2 separate regions of the Homo sapiens genome follow, and region 2 is linked to region 1. A link is an interaction called in ENCODE POLR2A ChIA-PET data of the cell type or tissue named here. Cell type or tissue: PC-9. All regions are shown on one strand. Each heading gives the region's core, and the rest is flanking DNA. Links, peaks and the distances in the headings are about the cores only.

Evidence for each region. Peaks named below come from ENCODE experiments on the same cell type or tissue, not always from the same donor. Only the 100,000 strongest peaks of a DNase experiment are listed, where the experiment ranks them.
Region 2: POLR2A ChIA-PET joins it to region 1 with 6 read pairs; 4 of 35 experiments call an interaction of 5 or more read pairs at or near these places.

Annotation. Positions count from the first base shown.
Region 1 is chr2:241,367,400-241,371,927 of GRCh38, reverse strand. The region is part of intron 1 of FARP2 (FERM, ARH/RhoGEF and pleckstrin domain protein 2); the gene reads right to left. It overlaps LOC105373973 (a long non-coding RNA gene), which reads left to right. Exons shown (of 3, transcript XR_924066.2): 2 at 1,391-1,553. Among named protein-coding and RNA genes, the nearest start is that of FARP2, 13 kb to the right of the region's middle. In PC-9, for the core only: no CTCF peak of the experiment used is centred there; a DNase peak (open chromatin) is centred at 2,436; H3K27ac peaks cover 381 bases.
Region 2 is chr2:241,578,932-241,583,197 of GRCh38, reverse strand. No RefSeq gene overlaps it. Among named protein-coding and RNA genes, the nearest start is that of BOK-AS1, 22 kb to the right of the region's middle. RefSeq lists enhancers at 2,727-3,226, 3,227-3,728. In PC-9, for the core only: no CTCF peak of the experiment used is centred there; no DNase peak of the experiment used is centred there.

The sequences.
Region 1 (4,528 bases), core at 218-4,217:
CAGGCTAGTATTAGGTACTAAATATTTAGTATTAAGTATCAGCTAAAATTAATAATACTAGCTTGTTTTTAATATTTATTAATAATCTATTATTTATGGCAACTTCCCTTGTGAAATGTCTTATGTTTAAAAATCAATTTTTAAATATTTAATACAATAAAACATAGTATGGCAAAAAATATGGCAAAACTGGTGGAGGTGAGATACAAATGCTCGGTGTTTAATCAACAAAGCATGTAGCACTGCACGCATTATTTTATCTCACCCAATCACTCTCAGAGTCTTCCGCTAATCTGTAACCTTTTAAAGAGTTAATCTCACTCAATTTCTAGCCCAGTCCCCTTGCACGACAACTTAATTGCTCCGAGTCTCCTGGCCCTTTCCTCTTTTTCATGCTTATTTTGTCATCAAGACAAGCAAATCAAGAACCCCCGGCTATTTTTGGAGACGGAGTCTTGCTCTGTTGCCCAGGCTGAAGTGCACTGGCCCCATCTTGGTTCACTGCAACCTCCACCTCCCGGGCTCAAGCAATTCTCCCACCTCAGCCTCTGGCGTAGCTGGGACCACAGGCATGCGCCATCACACCCAGCTAATTTTTTGTATTTTTAGTAGAGATGGGGTTTCACCATGTTGGCCAGGCTGGTTTTCAACTCCTGGCCTCAACTCATCCTCCGACCTTGGCCTCCCAAAGTGCTGGGATTACAGGCGAGCCACCACACCTAGAAAAGAACCTTTTTAATCTCTTAATTTCAAATAGGCTCTCAGTGACTTACTGCCAGGCATTTCCTACTGTACACTTAAACCTTACCCACAAAGACAACCTTTTGAACTTCTGCACACGTCCAATTTATCAAACAAGAAAGCAAAAAATGAAGAGCTAAATCCTCCGGGAGAAGCAAAATGTGAGTACTATGAACAAAACAACAAGGCAGTGCAAGGTCCCATCCTAATTCCTAAACAAAGCCACTGACTGACACATTTATTACCTGAGCTGCACGTTTGGCACAGGTTGGCAGTTACCCATCATCTTCAGCTGTCTTTCTCCATGCTGGATGCTCCTTGAGGGAAGGAACTAAATTCTTACTGTAAACATTTGCTAAGTATTTACTTAATGTCACTGGCACCAAAAAACATGAACTGGTACATCATGAAATGTACTGTAAAGATGATAACAGCAAAAGACAAAAGACTACAACCACAAACAGAACAACACTTTAACAAAATTACCGTTTTTGCAACACTAATATTAAACATGAGATATATGAAGTTCTGAGAATCATAAACGAGCCTTTTCATTTCAGTTCCACAAACTTTTACTTAATTTTTATGAGTGCATAATTGTACATGTTTATGGGGTATGTGATTTTTTTTCTTATTTTTTAATTGACAGAAATTGTATATACTTATCATGTACAACATGATGCCCTGAAATATGTCTACACTACGGGATGGCCAAATTGAGGCAATTAACATATGCAAGACCTCACAAACTTCAAATTTTTTGTGGTGAGAACACTTAAAATCCACAAAAATTAGTAATGTTCAGAAATACGGTATGTATCTTAGCAATTTTCAGAAATACAATACTAACTAGAGTCACCATGCTATATAATAGATCTTCTAAACTGCTGTCTAACTCAAGTTTTGTATCCTTATACAAGCAAACAATGTGTAATGGTCAAATTAGGGTATTTGGGATATCCTCGACCTCAAACATTTACAAATTCTTTCTGTTGGGAACATTCCAAATCCACTCCTCCAGTTATTTTGAAATATACAATAAGGTATTAACTATAGTTGCCCTATTGTGCTACCAAACAATAGATCTTATTTCTTCTTACTGCATTTTTGTACCCATTAATTAATCCTTCTTAATTTCCCACCCCCTACTACCCTTCCCAACCTCTGGTAACCATCACTTTTTTTCAGTTCCCACATATGAGTGAGAATATATGATATTTGTCTTTTTCACAAACTTTTATTTATTGAGTAGTTAATGCAAAAGTAAGAGAATGCAAATGAAGAAGACTTCCACTTTGAAGGTTCCTCCAACGTGAAAACATGAAAATAAAAATAAGTGATCTATATGTTCTTGGTCAGCTCACAACATTTATTAAATATAGAACCACCAACAGTGGGTTCTTCTGAAACAAAGGATAGGATGTTTTACTTTGGTCACCAAAGGCATTCTTTCCCTTAAGTAATGCTACAAATCTGTAAACATTTATACAACTGAAATACATTTTTAGAAGTCATTTCTCTTATTTATTCTACTGTATAATTCTCATTTATGTTTTCTTAAGTATAGCTTTAAAAATTTCTTCAGGTTCTTTCTCTTCTACTCATTATAAGAAAGTCATGTCTAAACATCTACTGCTAAAAAAAAAAAATAGACAAGACTAACCTGTACTCCCTAGAGGTGCACATTCCACTGATAAAACCATAAAGAGAAAACACCAGGAAGTTATTACTAAAGTGGTCCCTTCTTGATGGGAGAGAGGGACTGTCACTGGGATGGAACACAGAGAAGGAGTTCTTAGGTGGGCAGGGCACAGTTTTATTTCTTGATCTGGACAGTGTTCATTTTATAATTCATTAAGCCATATATCTGATTCATGTTTTTATGTGTGTTTATTTTATAACAAAAATGTTTAAAACAAGTTTTTTAACATTGCTTCCTCTTCCACGAGAACATGACACACTAGACAAATAAAAAACACTTTTCCTAGCTTAAGGAATATCAAACTCTCTTCTCAAATATGTGGCTCACAGAGGAAATCTTTACACGTTTGCACACTTTCCAAGCAGCGACTTACATCCTCATTTTCATTTAGCCCAGACAGACGTCAACATGGCTGCAGCTGAGATGCAGGGCCACAACAAGATACCCTTGTTCATGAGACTGATCTTAAGAAGACAGATTCACTTGAGAGGAGATGACCCTGTGGTACTCTGTTGCTGATATCCCAAAGAAAAATCTGTTTGTTGTCACATAATAGTAACGTGGCATAAACTATCCGTTTAATAATTACTCAGCTTTAAGATTAAGACTAAGACTTATATTTAAGACTTTAACACTAAATTTAAGACTAAGACTTAAGTTTAAGACTTTAAGTTTATTACTAAGCTTATGAAAACTTAAAAAGACCTTAATAAAGCCAGGAATAGTGGCGCACACCTATAATCTCAGCTACTCAGGAGACTGAGGTGGGAGGATCACTTGAGAATAGCAGTTTGAAACCAGCCTGGGCAACATAGTGAGACTCTATCTCTAAAGAAATGTAAAAAAATACATTAATAGAATACCGGCAGGTAACCCCATTGTTGTGACTGTCGGTTAACCTCGGTGTCAAAGCCTGTCAATCCCAGCTACTCGGGAGGCTGAGGCTGTTTCACATAAATTTTGACTAATGAAAATTACATTTGTTTTGCTTTGTGCGCTTATAAACAAGTATTAAAGAGGCAAGAACACACAGGCTAGACTAGGAACACGGCAAGGCCATGAACAGTCCTTGGCGCACCATGTTCTGTGGTCCCAGGAACCTGGTGCCAACCTCTGCCCATCCCTGCTCCTGCCAGCGAAACCTCCCAGATACCCAGAGGAAAGTGGCAAAGTAAACAACCAAGAATCTGTGGGGGACTCAGCTTATTGTGCCATCTTCTTTCAACGTGAATGAAATGCTTTGCAGTCTTCATTCCTAAAAACATTTCTGGTGGCCGATACAATTTGCACTACTGACATTTGGTCCTGCCTACTACAAACTCGGCTCTTGTGGGTATAGTCTCATTTAATAATAAAAGAAAACCCCGTGACATGTCATTTCCATTTTAAAGTTGGAAAATTCAGCTCAAAAGTCTGCCAAAGCTTTGGGTGATAATGATGTACTGAGTAGGTTTGTAACAAATGGACCACTCTAGTGACAAATGTTGACAGTAGGGGATGCTGTGTGTATGTGGGGGTGGAGGGTATATGGAAAATCTCTTTATCTCCTGCTTAATTTTGCTATTAACCTAAAACTGCTCTAAAAAATAAAATCTATTAAAAAAAAAAAGGCCTGCCAAGGAACAAATAACTCAGAAGTGACAGAGCTAGGACTTGGGCCCAGACTTGGCTACCAAAACTCTTCCCCTTCTGCTGGAAAATCAGCACATGGCTTTTTAGACAAAAGCATAGTCCACCATCCACAGTAACGGGTAGAGGCTAACATTTCTATTTTGCAATTTAAAAAAAATCACCTTTCCTAAAATATTTTTCACTGTCTGCTTTGGGAAAATAAAAAACTAAACTCCTCTACGACCAACCCAAGAAACCAGAATATGAACTTAATATTTCACTACACTCATCTAATATGAAAGTCCACTGCAGCATTGGGAAGAAACTTCACTGCTGATGATGTTCAAATGGAATTCCTCCTCAATCCCTCGGCCCTGGGGCGCATTACCTCTTTACTGCAGCACAGCAAGAGACGGATCCTTCTTTATTCTCTTTCTAAGCATTAGTAACTTTTAGAATAAGGAACTAAATAGT
Region 2 (4,266 bases), core at 1-4,000, 210 kb before region 1:
ACAGGCTGCGCAGGGTTAACATCCAGGGTAGCAACCGCAGGTACCACCTCCAGGGCTTGGGGACAAAAAGTATTACCAGGGTGGGGTTTCAGGGACCTCAGAGCTTACAGGATGTGCTTGGTTCTCGCAAGAGGGGCAGGAGGGCCTAGGACTGTACTCCAGGAGCCAAGGGGGCACCAAGGGACCTGGTGGCTGGGCTCAGAGCTGTCTCTGCTCCCAAAGTGATGCTGAAATAACCTGGGAACACCAGGGAGGTCCCAGCCCCAACTCCTGCATCCAGGGCTCCAGCACACCCAGCTGGAAGGGTGTGTGGAAGGGCAGCACTCAGGGCAGAGCACAGACAAGCCAAGAGACAAGAAGTCAATAACTGACGGCACAGTGCTGTTTTCACAAAATGCATAAGAATTCTGTAATGTTCTCTAACAGTCCTATTCGTATTTCCCTTACTGCCTAAGAAATATCCTCACACGATTGGATTATCAAAGCTTTATTCACGTTTGTGTTTGGCTACAAAGTCTTTTAGGATCCTTTTGATCCTAAAAGTCCCCCTCTTCCCTCCCCTGTGCCCTTGACTTGTTGGTGAAGCTGGTCACTTGTCCTCGAAGGTGTCCCCAGTCTGGACTTAGCATCCTCCTTGTAGTGTTTAACTTGTTCCTCTGTCCCCTCTATATCCTGTCGTCTGGAAGTTGGATCTAAAGTTGTGGCTGGAATCACACCCGGACGGTGCTCAGTTCCTCGTGTCACAGCCTCATGTCCAATTGTGTCACTTTGTTGAAGCATTAATAAGCTTGGATGGCGACAGCCTGACCCCTTTATCGTCAGTTTCCCCTCAACTGTTCCCCTGACAGTTTTGCCACCTGTGGGTGACCATTGCTAGAACCAGAACCTTCACTGGGACTGCAGAATTCTCGTCTTCTGTCTCATCAGAAGGACATTTAGTGGCTGGAATTCTCTCAGACCTTCCCTTTATCCATTAGGGTAAGTCAGGTTACCCTGAAGTGCGTTCATACTAGAAAGGCAGCATAAGCACTTAATTATTTCCCTTTAATGATCAATTTTTGGAGTAAGAATGTCCTGGCACCCTCCAGTGGTGCCAAAGGACTGGGAGTTCCTCACACCACTGCACTTACCCTTCCCGCTTCCCTACTCATGTTACGAGCTTAATGCTTTCATGTATACAGTCTGTCCTCAGTATCCACAGGGGTGCGTTACAGGACCCACACGGGTACCAAAATCAGATGCTCGAGTCTCTTGTATAAAATGGCATGGGATTTGCATGCAACTTATGCACATTCTCACATATACCTTAAGTCATCTCTAGATTGCTTATAATACCTGATACAGTGTAAATGCTCTGTACGCAGTTGTTATACTGTATATTTTTGGGGTTTTTTATTGTGGGCTTTTGGGGAATATTTTTATTTTTATTTATTTATTTATTTATTTATTTTTTGAGATGGAGTCTCGCTCTGTTGCCCAGGCTGAAGTGCAGTGGTGCGATCTCGGCTCACTGCAAGCTCTGCCTCCCGGGTTCATGCCATTCTACTGCCTCAGCCTCCCGAGTAGCTGGGACTACAGGCGCCCGCCACCACACCTGGCTAATTTTTTGTATTTTTAGTAGAGACGGGATTTCACCATGTTAGCCAGGCTGGTCTCGATCTCCTGACCTCGTGATCCACCCACCTCAGCCTCCCAAAGTGCTAGGATTACAGGTGTGAGCCACCATGCCCGGCCAGGAATATTTTTTATACACAGTTGAATCCACAGAAATGGAGGGCCAACTGTATTTGATATCATTTTAATCAAGTGCTGCGTATATCTTTGGCAAACAGGAGATGCTCAGATTATCTCGTAATTGGACAGAGGAGCCCCTCCATCCAGTGGGCTTTGATGCCTCCTTGCTCTGGGGCCACAGCTGCCTCTGACTTTTCCTGCCCAGAACCTGGAACTACCCATTTCTCCAGAGCCCTGGTTCTCGTTAGTGGGGAGTGGGAATTGGAGGGAGTGGGAATTGGAGGCCACAGACTGAGCACTGACTGCTTATGATGGCTGGGCTGCTCTACCTCCCAGCCTTTCCATGGACAAAACCAGAAAATTGTTCTAAAATTTATTTTCTCAGCTAGGCGCGGTGGCTCATGCCTGTAATCCCAGCACTTTGGGAGGCCGAGGTGGATGGATCACCTGAGGTAAGGAGTTCGAACCTGGCCAACATGACAAAACCCCATCTCTACTAAAAATACAAAAAATTAGTCAGGCATGGTGGCGGGCACCTGTAATCCCAGCTACTCGGGGGGCTGAGGCAGGAGAATTGCTTAAACCTGCGAGGCAGAGGTTGCAGTGAGCCGAGATCACACCATTGCACTCCAGCCTGGGCGACAGAGCAAGACACTCTCTCTCAAAAAAAAAAAAAAAAAAAAATTTCTGGTTTATTTTCTCTGAATCGTGAGGTTGTATTAGAGATCAGGACCCTTCACCCTTAACTACTTTAGCATGGGATATACACATGTATTTTTGAAAAATATGAATTCATACTGTTTTCCATTCAAATGTTAAGATTATAAGGGTTTTTAAATATTCTTTGATTTTACCTCTTAAGCTGAAAATCTTGGTTCATTACAACATTAACATTATTTGCTTTATTCTACATATAAATGCATATAATCATTTCAAAATAAGCCTGGGCAACATAGTAAGACCCCACCTCTACCAAAAAAGGTATTGTTAACAATGACTACTGGTCAAAGTTTTTTTCTGCTAGCTTTTTTAGACCTTTCCCTTTGAAGATACAAAGTTAAAATATGATGTAATTGGATTAACTACTCTGCGCTTCTGTCACCAACTTGATACACAAGTCCATTTGTTTAAATTCTAGAAATTGTTATAATTTGTTTTGCGAATACAAATCATTTGACTGGCTTTCTTGTCAGAACTGTAAAACCAGGCACATTTGCTCCACACAGGCCTCTAGCACAGCTACCGAGTGCTCCGGTAAGCTCGCCGTGGGTTAGCTCGCCGTGGATTAGCTCACCGTGGGTTAGCTCGCCGTGGATTAGCTCGCCGTGGGTTAGCTCGCCGTGGGTTAGCTCGCCGTGGGTAAGCTCGCCGTGGGTTAGCTCGCCGTGGGTTAGCTCGCCGTGGGTTAGCTCGCCGTGGGTAAGCTCGCCGTGGGTTAGCTCGCCGTGGGTTAGCTCGCCGTGGGTTAGCTCGCCGTGGGTAAGCTGGCCGTGGGTTAGCTCGCCGTGGGTTAGCTGGCCGTGGGTTAGCTGGCCGTGGGTAAGCTGGCCGTGGGTTAGCTGGCCGTGGGTTAGCTGGCCGTGGGTTAGCTCGCCGTGGGTTAGCTGGCCGTGGGTTAGCTCGCCGTGGGTTAGCTCGCCGTGGGTTAGCTGGCGGTGGGTTAGCTCGCCGTGGGTTAGCTCGCCGTGGGTTAGCTCGCCGTGGATTAGCTCACCGTGAGTTAGCCAGCAGATCCCCTCATGCTGGGCCTTGGGTTGTTTCCAGTCTTTGGCCAATCAAATGTCAGAGTTGGACCCAGCACCTCCGTTGGGACTGCAGAGTGCTTGTCTTCTAAGTCTGGTTAGAAGGGCATTTCCACATCCTTGTGGATTCTGGCCATCGTATCTTAAGGATACATTTCTGGAAGTGGGATTGCCAGTCGGCGGGGAGAGGCTCATCTGGCTTGTCTGGGTGTTGTCCCTGTCCCCAAGGGGCCAGGCGTTCTGCATCCCCACAGCATTGTAGGAAGTCCCTGCCCCCCTCAGCAGCCGAATCTGGTGTCAAATTTGGATTTGGGTCAATCTTGTAGGTGAGAAATGGAGTCTTGGGGTGGTTTTGGTTTGCATTTCTCTCTCTCTTTTTTTTTTTTAATCATTTTCTTGATTTTCCAAACTCATGAGCTCGTTTGAATAAGGAATATTAATCCTAATATTTCTCATTTTAAGTTATAATTTTTATTGAGGTAAAATATACATAAAACAACATTTTTATCAGAGTCCTATAGATGGTTAAAAAAATTCACCATTTTAACCATCTCTTAAAGTCTACAATTTAGCAGCATTTAATACATTCATAACGTACAACCATCACTTCTGTGTGCTTCCAAAGCCTTCATCACGCCAGAAGGAGACCCCGCGCCCGTTCAACACCATCCCCCCACCCTCAGTCCCCGACAGTCACTGCCCTGCTTCCCACTCAAGTCACCGACACTTTGAAAATGTGCTATGTTATAAAACTTTTTTCCCAGTATACATTTTGTCTTTTATCACTCCT